2 separate regions of the Homo sapiens genome follow, and region 2 is linked to region 1. A link is a loop called in an ENCODE intact Hi-C map of the cell type or tissue named here. Cell type or tissue: HepG2. All regions are shown on one strand. Each heading gives the region's core, and the rest is flanking DNA. Links, peaks and the distances in the headings are about the cores only. Region 1 overlaps STARD13 (StAR related lipid transfer domain containing 13). Region 2 overlaps STARD13 (StAR related lipid transfer domain containing 13).

The links. Hi-C counts contacts between places; a loop is a spot of excess contacts. Peaks named below come from ENCODE experiments on the same cell type or tissue, not always from the same donor. Only the 100,000 strongest peaks of a DNase experiment are listed, where the experiment ranks them.
Region 2: it touches region 1 in a loop (7-fold over the local background); 2 of 110 quality-filtered maps call a loop at or near these places.

The regions. Positions count from the first base shown.
Region 1 is chr13:33,121,690-33,131,259 of GRCh38, forward strand. It overlaps STARD13 (StAR related lipid transfer domain containing 13), which reads right to left. Exons shown (of 14, transcript NM_178006.4): 5 at 7,240-8,600; 6 at 5,684-5,857; 7 at 4,392-4,551. Among named protein-coding and RNA genes, the nearest start is that of KL, 110 kb to the left of the region's middle. In HepG2, for the core only: no CTCF peak of the experiment used is centred there; DNase peaks (open chromatin) are centred at 2,022 and 4,612.
Region 2 is chr13:33,257,226-33,266,795 of GRCh38, forward strand. All of the region lies in intron 1 of STARD13 (StAR related lipid transfer domain containing 13), which reads right to left. Among named protein-coding and RNA genes, the nearest start is that of STARD13-AS, 16 kb to the right of the region's middle. RefSeq lists an enhancer at 3,161-3,661. In HepG2, for the core only: a CTCF peak has its summit at 5,162; DNase peaks (open chromatin) are centred at 1,686, 3,296, 4,666, 5,026 and 1 weaker place; H3K4me3 peaks cover 818 bases.

The DNA.
Region 1 (9,570 bases), core at 1,049-9,048:
GACAGAGTCTCACTCTGTCTATCAGGGCTGGAGTGCTGGAGTGCAGTAGCATGATCTCAGCTCAACCACAACCTCCATCTCCTGGATTCAAGTGATTCTTCTGCCACAGCCTCCCAAGTAGCTAGGATTACAGGTGTGCACCACCACGCCCAGCTAATTTTTTTTTTTTTTTTGAGATAAAGTCTCGCTCTTATCCCCCAGGTTGGAGTGCGATGGCACGATCTCAGCTCACTGCAACCTCTGCCTCCTGGGTTCAAGCAATTCTCCTGCCTCAGCCCCCTGAGTAGCTGGGATTACAGGCACCTGCCACCATGCCCAGCTAACTTTTGTATTTTTAGTAGTGACAGGGTTTTACCATGTTGGCCAGGCTGGTCTAGAACTCTTGACCTCAGGTGATTCACCAGCTTCGGCCTCCCAAAGTACTGGGATTACAGGCGTGAGCCACTGCACCCAGCCTAATTTTTGTATTTTTAGCAGAGATGGTGTTTCACCATGTTGGCCAGGCTGGCCCTGAACTCCTGACCTCAAGTGATCTGCCCACCTCGGCCTCCCAAAGTGTTGGGATTTTAAGTGTGAGCCACCATACCTGCCCTGTTGCTCATCCTTCTGATCACAGTGGATGGGCAGGCAACAGCCCCAGCTCCCTCAGCTTCGTTATGAGGAAGATCCCAGGAGGGCATAATGTTTTTCCTTCACTTTTGTGTCTGTCACCCATGGACGGGCAGCCTGGGCCATCACACAGGGTCTCACACACTTAGTTTAATGCTCTGCTGTCTTGGTTTTGAAATTCTCAATGATTTATGAACAAGTGATCCCACATTTTCTCTTTTCACTGGTCCCACAAATGGCATAACAGGTCCTGCTGTCATCTACTGTTAAAGCTCAGCCCAGCCACCCTCTTGAGAAAGGGGAGAATGGCCATCAGCAATGCAGAGTTCATTTTATAAGCATCTCTCTTGTATGTGATCTCTCATTTCCTTTTGAAGATAAAAGGCGAGTGATGAGTGTCCCCTTGGTCTAGTTTTCCTGTCTTCTTTCTGTTGTCTTTCACCTAAAAACCTAGCTATGAAAAAGCAAGGACTCAGCTGGGCACAGTGGCTCATGCCTGTAATCCCAGCACTTAGGGAGGCCGAGGCGGGTGGATCACCTGAGGTCAGGAGTTCGAGACCAGCCTGGCCAACATGGTGAAACCCTATCTCTATTAAAAATACAAAAATTAGCTGGGTATGGTGGTGCGTGCCTGTAAATCCCAGCCACTCAGGAGGCTGAGGCAGAAGAATCACTTGAACCCAGGAGGCGGAGGTTGCAGTGAGCTGAGATCGTGCCACTGCACTCCAGCCTGGGTGACAGAGCAAGACTCCATCTCAAAAAAAAAAAAAAAAAAAAAAAAGCAAGGACTCAAGGATAATTTCACTGGATAGCCCCAGAGCACTGCTCACTTTATCTGAGGCAGGCAACAGAAAAAGTGACAAACAGCCAGCGGGGGCAGGGACACTTGTACTGAGTACTAAGAGTCTTCCCAGCATGATTAGGCTTTTAAAACTTACTGCTCTATTAGGAGGAGAGGCTGAGCATGAGTGGTGCATTAGAATTCACATTCCATCTGAATAATATTAAATCTCCCTCTTGGCATCCTGTTTATGCTAATCTTTTTCGGGACTTAATGATGTTTATCAGGACTTCCATTTCCTCTTCTTTAGAAATGTGCTCAGCTAATGAAGGAAGGTTGGTTTTCTTGAGAAAGAAAGATTCATAAGAAGAGTATGCAGCAGATTCTTATTCTGAGCATTGCAGGTTCAGCCTCTCACTGCGGTGACTTCATATTCATCAGGAATAGGTATAATCTATTCTGTGCACAGTTGATTTAGGGCAGAAATAAAAGCTCAGACAACAAAGCAAGGCTCCTCTTACACACTACTATGTCTGAATACAAATGGTTCATAATTGAAGGCTAAACTTCCTCATCTCACCCACAGCCAGCTGCAAGGGCAAACATGGACACTCTGTTGCATCATATAGAAACTGCTGGGCATGCAGGAGTGTGGAAGACAAAAGGCTGGCAATGTGTCAGGCTCTGTGGGGCAGGGTCAACTGCAATGAGTGCTTATATGCGAGGCGAGTGTTTAGCACGGGGAGAAGGGCCCATCGCACTGCAGGAAGCCTTCTCCCTGAGACTCGGGGCAATGCCTTGGGAGAGTATGGGGTGGTACTTCCTATTAAAATGTGGCATAGAAGGGGTTATTTGCGGATGTTCTCGTCTTCTGCAGCTTTGAGGCTGAGATCTCAAGGCCTTGGGCAGACTGGAATCTTTTCAATTCCACAGAAGTGCTGTTGGCGAAGAAAGAACATTCGTTTGGTGTTGCTCTCCTTGCTTTTCACTCTTTTCCCCTCGCTTTTCTGATTGATTCGCTTTTACTAGCTCTTGCTTGCTCTGAAATCTCCGGAAAAGCCAGGTTTTGATTCCTTATGTTTCTCTAGTTCTCCCCTTTTCCTTCCTATTACCACCTTCCTTTTTCACAGGAGCCAGAGAGGTGGTCTCTGCGTGCTTCCCACACCACATTGACAAGGAAAGGGAGGGACATTCCAAGGCTGGAAGCCCTGCCAGGACTGGGTGCATTATAAGGTGGTGACTGACTGTGGTGAAAGTCCCTTCGATGTCCTACGGATTCTCCCATGTGACTGACGCGAGATGCGTGGCTCTATTCATTTTAATTACATTTAGAATCAGTATTTATATCTTGAAATGAGTCTTCTTCCTCCAAGCCTTTGCCGGCACACTGTTTTTCATCTTGGCATTCTCCCAGATTTAAAAAATTGACCTGAGATGGACACAGGGGTGGAAGAGGTTTTGGTGCCCTGTGTCTTTCTCTCTACTGATAAGACTTTTGCTTCTAAAGAGAGACTGGCCCCACTAACAGCAATGATATTGGCACTGCACATTATTCAGAAGCTACGGGGGGCAGGAATGGTTTATAGCTATGGACATTAACTTTGAATAATGTGTATTCTTAGTAAAACCTCTAAGATTAAAAAAATTAAAATGTTTGCTTAAGTAACGAGATTCATTGGCTGACTCTATTGGGATGTGATTCACAAGTCAATTCATGCTGGGGCATCTGTCAAAGAAGAGAACCCTAGAAAAGTAGCCTGTCACCCTTATTTCTGGGGAATAAGAGGCAAGCTATTAAGGCCATTTCTCAAAACTAAACAGCCATCCTCACAACAATGACAGCAGCCATCCCACCCTCTGCGATGACATACAAATATGGAAAAATGTTATGTGCAGATTCTCTAAATTAAAAATGAGGAGGGACAAAGGGGAACACACATTCAGTTCAGTCAAAGACAACTTCAAATGAAGAAGTTACTGCTATTTTTCTGCACTGAAAATTGATTTCTGGTTCACCAAGAGACCAGCCTGATTCTAAGTGTGGTCTCAGTATTGGGGTCTCTACAAGCATCACTAGCCAGCTCATTCCTGCCCACTGAGCCCAAGGACCAGGGTAAATCAATAAAAAGTACAAATAATCTTAGGTTGGTACAGATTCTCTGCATGGCATCAAAAAGTATGATGAACAGGGACTATTACAGAATAGCTGCCTGGAAATATACCCACTATTCAGGGCTGCAATTTATCAATTAAGAACACAACTTTTATTTTGGACAGAATGTCTAAGAAGCTAATGGGTGTTAATTTGGAGGAGCAAAGCCTTTGTTTTGTAAAGTACAGGACGGACAGCACTCTGGATTTAATCACAGTCCACCATTATGGTGGGCCCCAAAAGTCTCGGAGGCAGCAAATCTCTGAATATTTTGTTTAGCTTCAGCATTGAATCAACTCTATAAAATGAGGGGATATTTGACTTAGCTGATACTTTTGTTCATATTTTACTTGCACATTTTTAAAAGATGTAAATAAATCTGTGTTTGGTTTAAGTTTTCCTGGTCATGATGCTGCTTCAAAGGAAAAAAAAAGAATTAATAAAAGGAGGCATGAAAAACCTAATTCTTTTTCAAAAATAATAGGGATAAAAGAACAGTGTGAAATCAATGGTGGCACTGAAATAATAGTTACAAAGGAAATGCAGTACAGTACATAGCTTAACTCTAGTTTTTAGGGATTGCAAATTAGACATCCCAGGAACAAACTGTTAACGTCAACTTTCCCCAGTCACTCCAGGTCATCATTTAAGTTGCCAATGAGGAAACATCCTCAAATAGGACATGTCTTGTTCAAATTAAATATTGCTACATAAAGGTCACAATGCCTTTTATTTTTGGTGAGGCATGTCTTGCCTGATATTGGGCAGATCTGACTCAGTCTGACATCCCCTCAATCCAATCCCATGGTTGGGGGTGGTGGGGCAGCAGCGGGGGGGTTACAGCCCTACCTGATCGAGGCAGTTGCTGCGTAGATATCTCAGTGCTTGCTGAATACTTTGAGGCAGGGGCTGTCCCGTTCTTTGGACGTGGACTATGAGAGGAACGCCAAAGACAGCCTTGTCTTTGTAGTCGGGAACTTTCATCCTCTTCATGAACTTTGGAACTGACCTAGAATTTACAGAAACCAGGTCATGCAAGCCTCCTGGGTCACACTGTGGGGTGAGGCTCTGGAAGCAAGCATGAGGGAAGCCAGGCTTTTGTTGGAATACCCAACAGATGCGGGGTGAATTCAACATTCTCTCTGCATTAATCACAGGACACTGCTGTGCTCTGTGTGGCCCTTGCCTGCTTGCTATCTCTAGCTACTAAACAGCATGAGTCACGTTCCCAGAATGTATTTGTAGCTCTGTTTTCAGGTCAAGTGGACAACTTTCCAATTTAACTGTGATAGACTTATTTCTCAAGTGCTGAACACTTAAAAGTCCCCAACAAAACAAAACAAATTAAAAATTACAAGAGGAAGAAGAAATCTGGCTGGGGTTGGAGGAAAAGGAAGGGAGAAAAGAAGAACAATATTTCTTGGCTCTATCTTACTTTTCTAGAGCCAGTTGTAGTTTTCAAAGGACATTTTAATACAGAAGCATATATTGATTTGACCATGAATTTATAACCTTCTAAAATATTTCATAAAAGCACCATTGATTTTTTAAATATGTATAATATAAAACATAGAACAATTACTGACACATTTTGTATTTTTTCAAACCCACCAAATCATCTACAATAGGTCCACATTCAAGTTCTAACATGCTTCTGTCAATTCCTTATTACAAGGTTTACTGCATATTCTTGTTTCTATTTGCCAATGAAATAAAAGCAGAAATGTATTTGAAGAATTAAATGCTCTTTGAATGAATCAATGCTCTAAGTGGTAAGCTTTGCATCAGGCCAGAAGGTACAAGTGACAGCTGTTTCTGTGCAAACTGCCAGGATTATTTTATGGCAAGTTTATTTTTATTTCCTCTGTTCACAATTAATCACCCTTTACTTGTCTCTTTTTCCTTTCTTGGAGCCTGACTGCCTTCCCTGGAAACCAACTGAGAACTACAAATAGAGCAATGTTTCCTGTAGGGTCCACTGCATCGAGGCTACGGCAGAGCTCATGCCTTATGTCCAGGAGATCATCAGTGAAGGCAATGAATGGGTTTTTCAGATATCACAAAGTAAACATGGAAGCTTCTGCAATCACACACTTAGCTCTAGAGCCAAGGATCCCCTCCTAGGTGAATGTGCTACGCACCATGTCCAGCCGTGCTTGTTGGACATGGAGTGCTTCTCCATGATGGCCGTGAGGCGGAGCAGTGAGAAGCGCTGGAGCAGGCTCAGCTGGCTGGCCGTCTGGCTGCTGATGTGGGGCGATGCTGGGGCCGGCCGGGGCTGGTGCGACAGCTGGAAACTGTTCCATCGGAGTCGCCTTTACCAGAGAGACCATCAGAGAAGCCAGTCACAAAGTGGACTTGGTAGCGGGAAACACGGGACATCACCAAGGTACACGCAGCTAATCAAGATAGCAGCCGAGCAAAGAAAATCGCAAAGCAAATGGAACAGAAGACACAAGTGTGCAGAATAAACATAGGACATGATTTTTCCAAGTCAGATAAATCTGGAAAAAGTCTTATTATCCATTTTATTAGGGGGTTTAAATAAGTGATAGAGGAAATATTATGTTTGTTTATTCCAAATTTGTTCCCAAAGTGTTGAGAGCAAGCTGAGACAGTGTGTGTGTGAGTGAGTGTGTGTGTGTGTGTATGTGAGAGAGAGAGAGAGAGAAACAGAGGGAGAGAGAGAAACGGAAAGAGAGGAAAGAGACGGAGACAGGGAGATATAGACAGAAGCAGAGAGAGCAGAGAGATAGAAAAGAGAGAGACAGATGTAGATGGAGAGATGGAGAGATGAGACAAAAAGAGATACAGAGGCAGAGGATGGAGAGACAGACAGAGACAGAAAGATAGAGACAGAGCAAGAGACAGAGAGAGGGAAGACAGAGATAGAGCAATATAGACAGAGGACAGACAGAGGTAGAGCGATAAAGACAAAGAGAGAAAGAGAGAGAGATACAGACAGGGAGCAAGAAACAGAGAGAGAGAGAGGGAGAGAGCTGTCGAATGTCTAGGGCTGTAGAAAATTTTCTCATTGTCTTCCATGTGTCTACACTCTATATCTTGCTCAGTATTGAGATGGAGCCCGAAGATGAGAGGTACAGAGGTGACACATCACTGAACCACAAGACACACCCTTGCCTCAACCAGAAACCCAGCAGCACAGGGCCATTTTTCTATGGTGCTTCTGAAACGGTCTTTGTAGGTCAGCTTTGATGTACTTTGTAATTGGCACTTTAAAGCAAAAACAAACTTGCAGAGTACACATCTTAGGCCTCAGAAATTTCTTATAGGAGCAAAAAAAGTGTAAAATTTGGGGAAGAGACATTTTGATGAACGCATCACAGGAAGGTCAGGGGAAGAGTCGGTGCCTAGGAACTGGGTATTGGTTATCCAGGATTCCCTGCCTATGGTGCCCAGTATAACGCTTTGCACATAAGAAGCTCAAAATATTTTTGGATAAAACTAGGAACAAAATAAAGGATAAGCACAAATAAATATGAGTTCACATGGATTCAATCACCATGATACCTGTACAGAAGTCATACTTCTGTTCAAATAATTCCTAATCACATACATCACTTAGAACAGAGTCAGGCATTTAGTAAGTACTCTGTGTATGTTTGTTAAAGAAATAAACAGAACACAATTACTATGAAATGGATGAAAAATCATTTCACAAGTGCATGCCACCTACCTGTTTGGCCTGGTCAGAGAGGCCCCTACACCAGAATCCCTCCTGTCTCTGACCCCAGGAGGCTCAGATTCATTAAGAGATGTTACATCTCTTTCCACATCACTGGGTGTCGTCCGACCTTCTGAGACAGAGTTACCTTCAAAATCTAAGGTGATCTGATTAGGAGATGGAAAGGTGGATAAGCCAGGTTCCCCAACCAATGTATCATGAGTTTGCAGTTCAGGCAAGACATCTTTGGACCAGTCATCGACTACCTCTTGGAGCCCATTGACATGCTGCAGAATGTCATCCAAGTGAGGGAAAAGGTCATCTTTCTCCAAGTCCAAAAGATCTCCTGTGCTGGCATACAGATGGGAGCCAGGGACATTGTCATAGATACTGACTCGGCTGGCTCTGTGGCAGGACGCCATGAGCCGGGGCTCCCTGGCACCAGGGACCTGCTCTCTGCCCAGGGAGATGCTACCGGTCCTCCAATTAACCCCATTGCTACTATCTGTGGGAGAGAGGCTTTCAATAGAAAGTGCCTTGGGGAATGTTCCTGGTTTGTGATCCTTGGGAATATGCACCACCAAATTCTCTTGGGAGTGAAATTCATGCATACGGCTTTGGTCCCCTGCATCCGGCAGTGCTGTCCCCGCCAGCACATCTAGGTCCTCCAAGTACATGCCCCCGCGCTTGTTGGCCTCGTGGCACTTGCGTTCCTTCAGGCAGGGCGTGCTCACCCCGCTGCTGCTGTGCTCCGACGGGCTGCTCTCGCCACTCGACTTGCCAGAGCATGGGAGCCCTTTTCTGCAGGCAGGTGGCGGCGAATTCTGGAGATCTCCATTTGGTATTTGGATGCACTGCATAGCCTTAAAGGACTCTGGCTCCTGCTGCAACATGGGCCCACTGATCACCAGGCCACCTGTCCGCCCAGACCCCTTATGCCTCCCGTGGGCTCCCTTCCCTCGGAGTGTTTCCATGCGTTTCAAAAATGATTTGGCCCTAGCCCTCGTGGGCTTCTCATTCTTGGGGTGGAAGGGGTGGTTGAGGACATCTCTGGGGGGCTGTGGGAGGCTGCTGCTGACGAGTGGGGCATCCAGCATGACCGGGTTGTCTGTACAGCACTGGCCCGGCTGGCTGCGACTGTCGCTGCCTCCACTGCTTTCGCTGTGAATGGAGCAGACCTCAGGCTCGCTCAGGTCTGTGAGGACGCTCTCACTGCTGGTCGTGTTCCTCATCCCCGTGCCTCCCGGTGACCCATTTCTGTCTCCTCGAGGGAGCAGCGTGTAGAGGTCGTCCACACGAGACCACCTGCGACTGGTTCTTTGGAAAGTCCATTTGTTGCTGATACAAAGATCTTCCTCATCGGAGTCGTCACCCTGCAGAGCACCAAGGAAAATGCTCATTAGCAGACAGCGTGGCTGAAGCAGGAACTCTGGGTGCTCTGAGGGCAGCCCTGTGTGGTCCTCCACCTCCCTCCCCTCTGTCCTCCCATGCACAGGTGTGAGCTTCTTGGGCACCTCTAAGCTGTCCTTCTACCACTTGCACTGTCTTGTACATACCCTTCCTCCCAGTGGCCAGAGGACCCTTCTCAACTTGCCAAACTTTCTTCCTTCCCATTTTCAAAGAGGTTTTGAATGCCTCCTTCCTTCCTCTCTAAGAAGTTTTCCCTGACTGATTATAAAGAGGGTATAATTACATCAGACTAGACGGTCTAAATATAAAGCACCTGCAGTCTTCTTTTTCACAAAGGAACTCAACTCTGCCATAAAAGGCACTTACTTCTTTCCAGAAACCTCTTCACTGAGCCCCGGGGACCATATTTCCAGCTTGCCCCATCTGAATCTCAGCTTCAGTATATCTCAAAGCTAACACTCCTTATTTTAGTCCCCTGCACTTGATTCTTATCGTGTATTCCCTGGATAAGGTAACAGCAAAATGAACCACTGAATTTCTTTAAGTAGAGATGAGGGAGCCATTCTGGAGATCGCTATTTGTGATCCAATCCGGCTACTCTGCATGAGCGTCTTTTTCTGTGGAATCAACTCCGAGTCAGAATGCCGTTGGCAGGACGCACACCTCTGTGTGGCTGCAGTGGGTCCCCGCGGCTTGGCACTGTCTTACACTTTGGGCCTCACACATTGACTCTAGGTGTCTGGTTTCTGCCTGAATTTGCAGCCCCTGAGAGGGGAGCATCTGCATTCCCTGAGGCCAGAGATGGCCTGGTTTAGCTTTGCATAGCCTTGGGCCCAGCGCAGACCTTGACCTAGAGCATATCATTTCCTTCTGAAATAAACTGAATCATCGGATCCTGCTTCATCCTCACCAAGCACATCACCAAGACCTAAT
Region 2 (9,570 bases), core at 904-8,903, 140 kb after region 1:
CCATGAATGGGAACTAAATCTTGGGAAACACAGAGCTGGGCAGAGGAATAAGAGCTGCTACCAAGGACATCAGTAAAAATAGTCAAGAGAAGCAGAGAAATGAGATACCAGTGAGGTCAAGGCAAGAAGACAAGTAGAAGGGGTCAGCAACTTTGCAAGACTTTTTCTCATTTGATCCCACATGTACTGAATGCCAAGCATGGTATATAAAAGTGTACCTATATCTATACCTATATCTTTACCTATCTATCTAGGGAATATAGAGGGAATATGAATGACATCACAGCAGCTGCCTTGGAGCCCTGGAGCCTGAAGACATTTGAGATGGATACACCTAAGGAGAGGAGGAGAAGGTGGCAGGCAGATTTGAAAAAAATGTGGATTACCATTAAAAAAGGATTTGTAAGCAATTTCAGAAATATAATCTCCAAGCCTCAGGAATTATTTTACCCTTACTTTTTAAGAACTGGTATTATTATACTCATAATGAGAGTCATAAATTATGAACAAGAAGAAGGTTGGTTATTATTATTTGTTTAGTATTACCAGCCTTTTCAATTCCACACAAGAGGGTAACAGAAACAAAGCTGTGAGGATACCTTGCAGTTTGAACATTTCTGGGAATTTGCATTTAACAAGGAAAGATCATCACTGTAAATATATTTTCAATTTGTAACAGCTGAGACTCATAAATGGAGATTATATGACACATAACAAGTGACAGGTTATCAGCATGTGTTGGCAAGAGCCCTTTGGCTATTAAAAGATAATTAAAACTCACTATAATCTTCCAGCTGCTTCATTTAGTCATTTTGTTTTATATGAATGTGATAAGGCTCTGATGCATTTTAAATGGACAGCTCCCCTTTATCAGCTTCTTGGGTTAAGCCAGTGAGAGTCCCCTCATTTGCAAATCTCCTTCTAGCTACACAATTTACACAAAGCATCTTCCTCTGGCTTGATCGTCAATGATTCTGGTTGCCATGGAGAATTGGGGGTCATCTTTTATCTGGCGTAGTTAAAGCAAGCAATTGCCCACCCATATTATGTGATTGGAGTGAATGCTTCCATAACCATTTTCCTAAAAAAATAGATGTGCTAGAGAGCAGTTGTTCTATGTTCTCAATAGAAGAAGAGCAAAAAAGAACAGGTTTCAACTGGATTTCGATTCAACTTAGAAATAGTTTAATGGCTATGAAGACCAGAAACACACAAGACACCATGCAATCGTCAATGCTGGAGATTAGGAAGAAAGAAAAAAAAAAAAGAGTGGCCTTTTCAGTGTGTATTGTTTGCACGCTCTCTAGCTGGAAGGCACGCAGATGGATTACAAAACATTTCAGGCTATTTCTAAATGCAGAGTAGTGGAATATTTCCGAGAACCATTCTTGCAATTATTTTCAATTAAATCTTTATGTGTAGTTTTTCTTACACAAGGACTTAATAGAGCCACAAACCCTTTTATGGTCAGGCTGATTTGGAGAAGGATAACAGGGATCAGTGCAATGGAATTCTGCAATGCATGCTCAACTCTGGAGCCACAGTGACCTATCTAGGCCTTTGCTTCCATACAGAAAACAAGGTTTCTCCTTAATTTGCTCTTCCTAGAACAGACCATGCTCTCTCACTGTGCTTGACTACAGCACATGAGATCTTTCTCCTATAAGTGTCTTTCTGTTCTTCAAGTGTTGTGCCATACTGTTGGAAAACAACATCTTTCTGTTCTATCTTTGCTGGGCTGTCTCTTTCAAAAGTCAACAGGAACATTGCCTAATCTTGGAAGCCTTCCCTAAGCATTTAGTATGGATTCTGGAGCTCCCCTTGGATCCTGCACTAATGCCTACCCTTGTACTTCTGTCCTGTACTATCATTACCTCTCTACCTCCCTCCCTTCCTCCCCTGCCCCCACTAGAATGGAAGCTCCTGGAGGGTGGGGCCCACATCTTGTCTTGCCCAGCATCTAACAGTTGCTGAATAAATGTTGAATGAATAAATGCAGGAATGGATGAGAAAAATTATCTTTTGAGAAACAAACTTGTGAGATTGTTACAGTCCTTGTTTTCATAGGGACTGACAGTATCTTCTTTCTGAGATTTTGGTAGAAATTAAAAATTAATAGAGAAGCATATATCAGTAAGGAGGATATTGGGCAAGAATGTGCACAGGAATAAAAAGGACCTCTTCAAAATGGGACTCTCAGCAATGCCTCCACTCTTAAACTTCACACTGGCTTTGGTGTCAGTTCCCATGATCTGATGCAATCTCAACCCTGGGTAGAGGATGCTTCCTTTCTTTTGACATTGCCAGACTCCATCACATCTACATAGTTGTCATGCAAAGAGAGCACTGAAAGTGGTTTGTGCATTCTTATTAGGTCTCAAAAGATCAAGAGCAAAGGAATCCTCTGTTTATGGTTCAGTTGGGCCTAGGAAATCGCCAAAAAGTGACAATACGCTTGCTTGAGTTTAAAAATCATTACCAATATTCCAAATTTAACCTGAACTGAAAGCAAATTAAAAGCTCAACTTATATCTATTTATGCAGGCACTTCCTAGGCAATGATGACCTTCCATATTAATATGGTTTGGCTGTATCCCTACCCAAATCTCATCTTGAACTGTAGCTCCTATAATTCCCACATGTCATGGGAGGGACCTGCTACTCAGGAAGCTAAGGCAGGATAATGCTCGAACTCAGGAGGTGGAAGTTGCAGTGAGCCGAGATCGTGCCACTGCACTCCAGCCTGGGTAAGAAAGTGAGATTCCATCTCCAAAAAAAAAAAAAAAAAAAAAAATTAGACAGTTAAAATATCTCCTATAATTACCTCATAACAATCCTTTGAGGTGGGAAGGATTAGTCTAATTTCTACAAAGAACCTGAGGCAGCATGGGGTTAGATAACTGGTCCATGGTCAAACATCTAGGCCTGGTGGAGCCTGGGTTTTAACCCAGGTCTTTCTAACTTTCCAGCTAGTGTTCTTCATGATTACATCACAGTACCTCCCACATAGTTAAAACATACAAAGGATTTCAAATATTCATTTGCCATAGATTCAAAACCTTATCGTAGCATCTTTCGCACTTATTTGCAATGAAAGAGAAAGGGGTGGATTTCCAGCTGGTGGTCTGGGAGCTGTGCTCGCTGCAGCTCACAGTGGGCAGCCATTGCCAACGCTGCTTCAACAGTGGAGGCAGGTCTATTTCTGTTTCATCTTACTGCCCTCTACATTTTACGGGGGAGGTCATCAAATCTGAAGCCCCAGGAAGTGTAAACATCCACTTTTGTCTGTTACTGTGAACAAAGGTTCAAAATTGTGACTTCAAAGCATGGCAGACACTTTCCTAAGACAGAGCCTGGACACTGTCCAAGCTCAGGGCTCACTCAGCCCTTTGAACAGCTGTTACCCAATCCGTTCATTCAGAGCCTTTCATGTACATGTTTTGTACATCAACTAATATCTAGATATTGCGACTTCTTTTATCTACATTTGAAACCAAAATTTACCTTACCAAAACATTTACATAAAAGAATTCATAAGTTTGACTTTGAAACTCTCTGTAGTGTAATATCTTAATAAACAGGATTTTTTTCCCTTGAAAACGTAAGTGTTTCTGAATAAATGGAGAATCAGAATTTTCAGGAAATCTGATAAGTTCAAGAAGAGTTAACACTTATTCCTCTGAACTCCTAAGCCACGTCCTTCCCGTCTTCATTAGAGGGCATTCCTGGTGTAATTATTTAGATTCATGCCTGTCTTCTCTCCAAGTCCCTATAGGGCAATAACTATGATCTAGTCATCTCTCAATTTACAATCTTCAAAGAAGACTCTGGTACACAGAAGACATTTAAGAGACATTTGTTAAAAGATTGAACAAAGGAATGAATTCATTTGTATCTATCTAGGGATCCTTATTTTTATTTAGCTCAATGGTTCTCATCTGCAGGGATTTTTGCTCCCCTGAGAACACAGGGCAATGTCTGGAGACATGTTTGGTTTTCACAACTTGTGGGTTAGATCTCTTCTGGTATCCAGAGGTAAAAACTATGGATGCCTCTTAGCATCCCACAATGCATAGGACAGTCCCCACAAAAAACAATTACCTGGCCCCCAAATGTCGATAGTGGGGAGATTGAGAACCCCAATTTAGATAGAGAGTAACTACAAAAATTCCATACACAGACAAGAGATCTCAGAAATAAGCCAGCGCTCCTTTTAGAGAAAATGCAGTGGCACCCACTCATATCATTTATAGAAACTATTTCACGGAAACATAAACCAAATTGGAGATCCCAGGTGGTCATTTTCATCTCACAGCTCATTTTTGTTCTCCCGGCATAAGCCTCAACTAGATAACATCTTTGGACTTTCAGAGGTCAGCATTTATATGCTGACCCCATAGCCCAGAATAACCCAAAGAACGAGACTTTCATTCAATAACAGTGGCATTATTTTTTATTGTGGGTCATGGCTCATAATACGCAATTCAGCTAAAAGGGAAAGATACAAAACATTTGAGATGACTGGCAGGAGAAAACTCTAAAAATTCTCCAGCACAAAAGGGGATTAAAATGTCACAGGAAATTTTTTTCTTGAAAATGGAAGGGCTTATGAATGCTTCATTCTTTCCAGAACAGTTAAAACACTGTATGCACGGGTTGCTTGGGTTCGGAAGGCAGGGCAGCCCATTCCTTTTGTTCTGTTGCTCAACCCTAGAAGGCTTTCCCTGGTGAACTCGGGCCCACGAGCAGTGAGAAGTTAGGAGGAGGAAGATGCTTCATCTAAATGAACAATCTGGATTGTGTTCATCCTCCCTCTTAGAAGTGAAGAGAGACTGCCTTAAGCTGAGAAGCAAAACAGACTAAGCGGGCAAAGCCAAGTCTTTCACTGGAGATAACATTTGCCTGATATTTTAACTGTCATCTATTACCTGAAGACTCATTTATCCAAGGCCGAATGAAGCCAGCTCTTGCACTGACATGGAATTCAAAGTGATGAATAGGTCTATCAGCAAGGATGACTCACAGTGAGACATTCTGCATCAGGTGGCATGAATCAGGTGTCAATGGGAAGCTGGGCCCCGTCTGCCTGCCTCGGTCCTGCCTCTGCTAGAGGCTCCGTCCTGTTACTCTCCAGCCACCAGCCAGTGGGGGGACCTCGCACAGAGGTGGCAGCCCTGTGCTGCAGCTGCACTTTTCAGCCTGCCTGTTAGATATGATGGGGGCTCTAAGGGGATAATGAGTGTTTCTTTCCTGACAATCTGCAGATGATTCGAACTTTCTGGGGTTTAAATTAATTTCCTGTTTGGCATGTTTGCAGGAGGAGAAAACAATTATCTCCAAAATTACAAGTAATTAGCTGTTTGCTTATTGTTGTGGGATAAGATCTTACTTCCCTCCCACACCACACCCAGAACCCCCCCCCCCACACACACACACAACACACACACACACACACACACACACACCCTGTACTCTAGTTTTTCAGTTGTTATTTACAAGTCTCGATCTGGGAGGTTAGAGTCCAGTTCCCACCCAGGCCTTACCGAAATCTTCACTCTGCTCATGTAAGCCCTGCCCCTGGATCCTAATGAGTAAAGAAAACTGCAGGAGCACAATGTCCATCCCAGTGACTTCTGCTTATTAGATGGGTGTGGTGGATGCCCAGAATTCCAGGAAAGCAAGAATACCCACTCCCCACTCCAAGTCCTCTCTCTACAGGCAGGTGGCAAGGCCAGCTCAAGTACCATAGGAAATAAAGACATGAGACCGAAGATCTCAAGATGAGAGTCTACATTCTGGCTCATCACTTACTAGTCGTAGAATCTTAAGCAAGTCACTCAGCTTCTCTGAACCCCAGTTTCCTCATTTTATTAGAAGGATTATAAAACCCCCTGTAAAGTAGCGTTTCTCAACAGTGGCACTATTTTGGGCCACATAATTCTTTGGTGTGGGGGAGCATCCTGTACATTACAGGAAGTTCAGCAGCATCACTGGCCTCTGCCCACTAGATGCCAGCAGCACCCACCCCCTAGTTGTGATCATCAACAGTATCTCCAGATATTACCAAATGTTCCCTGGAGGGCAAAATTGTACCTGCTTGCAAGCCTCTGCTGTAAAGGAGCCCCCTCTCCTTTAAATGTTTAATAAAACATCACCCAGAAACTTTAATTCTACCTCCCAAGGATTCAGGAGCAGCAAAGTAAACAGCTACAAATGAAATGAGAGAACTTTTGGTGGAAAACCAGGTTTGGGATAAAATTGAGTACCAATTGGCCTTGCTTAGAGATTCTGGATTTTGTTTTAATCTTGGGAAGGGAGTGGGAGTATGTTCTTCTTTCCTGTTTCACGGGGTTTGTAGGGGCTTAAATGAGCCTAATGTATTTGAAACTGCACAGAATGATGCCTGCAACTATTCACACAGTCACAACCAAAGAATTGGTGCAATGCAGCTGGCATACATGGAATGTCACCCGAGCACTCTCTTCATGTTGGGGACAAAAGAACATCGCGTGATGATTCTAGTTGGAGCATTCAGTCAAATGAATCAGTTAGGTGCCAGCCACATGCCAGAAAAAATGACAGGAACCCAGCATTACTGAATGTGTCAAACATATATTTTTTTAATCTACAAATTATTTGACACTCCTCCGATTGAATAATGGGTCTGCTCTTCTTGAACCTGAGCAGACCTTTATGGCTATGTTGACTAATAGAATACAGAAAAAGTGAAGAGGCAACTTCCAAGACTAGATCATAAAAAGTCACACACCTTGCCTTGCTCACTCTTGGGATGCAGTCTCCATGTGGGGAAGAAGGAAGCCTGGGCAACCACATGGACACATGTAGATGCACCAGCTGCCAGTCTCACTGAGGTCCTGACCGAGAGGCAGCATCCACTGCCAGTCATGCAAGTGCCCAAGGCTTCGGATGTTCCTGGAGCCCAGTCACTGAGCCAGGCATAGCCCGCAGGTCTTGCCAGCCTATGTCACAGTCATCAAAGAACAGAGACAAGCCATTTCCACCGTGTCTTTTCCAAACTCCTGACCCACAGAATCCATGAGCATAATAACATGGTTGTTTAATACCACTAAGTTTGGGACAGTTTGTTACATAGCAACAGTCATGGATCACACTTCCATGGAGCTCAACCACTAATTGCCCAAACAATGTGCTCCCTGAGGAACTTGGGTCCTGTTGGTTTAGCTCAGCTGGTGGTAATGTCAGAAACAGCCAGGGAATGAGTCTGCCATTGGCATGGAGAGGCAATTAGGGTCACGTATTTCATCAGCAGAGTCTAGAGGTCTTTCTTGACACATAGAAGGGTTGCAGAGGTTATGACCTCTTCCATGCCACCCATGAACAGAATGGCTTGATCAGCAGGAAAGAGAGAATTGCATTGACATATAAATACGGGACAAGAACACTAAGTGGGAGCCTTCAAAGAAGAAGGCTCCTTTGAGAAGCCTGGAAACTTCCGGAGCTGGTTACTGGGTCAGGAGCAGCCTATTCTAGAGAACAACCTGGCATTGACTCAGAGGCTGGGCAGTGGCCTCTAGTTCTTGCATGCTGGGAGAAGTTACGGGAATGGGTGTGACCATGACCTGCCAAGCAGAGAGTCTTTGCTGACTCAACATAACCTCTGCCCATCTTGACCCCTAGAGACAACCCGTCTTGATGAAGAGAAATAAAAGTGGCCTGGATTTGAGGGAAATAGTGAAACATTGCTTTCCAAACAGGAGTCAAGAGACTAGAGTGTGCTGAGAGAATAGCAGAATGTGTGCAGGGGTGCTAATGAGCACAGAGATCATTCAGGATCATTTGCGCATTTTCAGAGTAAGCCAGTTCTCCGAGGTGGCTTCTTCCTCCTTGAAGCACACAAACTCTGTTTCCTGAAGCTTCCTTACTCATCTCATTTAATTTGGATTTAACCTGCAGCTAGAGATTCAGAATCTGAACTACAATTCAGGTGGAGAAGTTAAACTCTATATTAATAGCTCTTATAAAATACTCTATGAGTATTTTTTATTCAGTATCAGTGGGGCAGCTGCCTGAGGCAAATATGTGCAATTTCCTACTTCATTAAATATTTAAACATCTTTACTTCTGGAAGAGTTCACATTTGAAAATCTCCTTCTTGCTAAGATGCTGACAGACCACTTAGGAATTTGGTGTAAACAATATGAACAGGTGTCCTATAGGGACATTTGTTTATTGAGTTTCTTTACAAATTAATCTTGGGGTTTACAGCTATTTCAGACAACTTGTACCAATTTAACTAGTGTTTTGGTTTATTCACATTTCTAAAATCAGGCACTAAATTATGTTGTATTTGGGCAAATTTTACTCTAAGAATTATAAAATATGAAATAGTTCAAGCAACTATAATGTTAGCAGTTTAAAATTCAAATCTCCTTGCCACTCATATTAAATTCATTTAATGTTCGTAGTTTATTGTATTTATCCCTTTTCAATACATTTTTAGTCATGCCAAAAGCAGGAAGAAAATGTATATGATTCCAGTGAAATTTCTGTTGTAAGGTGACCCAGACTTTACTGAGTAAGAATTACTGATGACACAAATCACTGAAGAGGTGTCTTGAAGTAGAATAAAAATCTCAAGCAGAAGGTACAGTAATAAATTCAAATTAATGGGTTCTTATCATGGGGAGTGGGGAGAGAACATGAAGAGATACATTAGGAATTGTAAACATAAAAATTTTATAAGGCATGTAAACATTGTCCATCCCGAAAAGTTATGGAGCTATCTCTTGTATTTATAATTTCTTTATCACCATAGTTAAGATCCTCATCCCTCATGGTATTTTTCTGAGTAGTCACTGTAACTGCAGCAGCAGCAGAAGCAACAACCACTCTAAGGAGAAGCCTGGAGCTGTGGCAGAACACAGACAGCAATAGACAGCCTTGGGTTCACCTCCTGGCTCCGCTAGTTATTTGGGTTTAACTGGAACAAGTGACTTTAACCTCTCTGGGTTTTCGTTTCTTAATCTTTAAAATGGGAACATCAATGGTACTTCCTCTTCTGAGGATTACATGACATAATTATTGATCATGTTTAGGCAGGGCCTGCATAAAATACATGCTCAACCACGATGACTATATCTTTACATTCAGTCTGGCCACTTCAAACCCATGTTTATCTATTCATCTTTCTAGGCTGCTCTTTTTGTCCTATTTCTGCTCTACTTAAAAGCCCTCAGGAGCTCCCTATTACCTATCAAATAAATTTCAAACTCACTGCAGTCTGGCCTCAAACTTTTTTGCCAACCTTATCATCTGTATTTCCTATAACCTCCACATGTCACTGAATTTGGACTACATTCTAAATTGCTCAAGTCATACTTTTCCACTCATTCTGTTGCCCTGCTTAGGACAACTCTGCGATTTTGCCCGGTGGAAATACAGCTTCTTCCCATGGCTCAGGCCCAGTGGTCTCCCCTCTTTACCTTACCACTCTGTTGCCTACACATACTTCTAAGTGCCTGTTTTGATAGCCTGTCAGTCACTAAGCCATACGCTCCCTTGAATTGTCAATATTTATGACAGTTTATA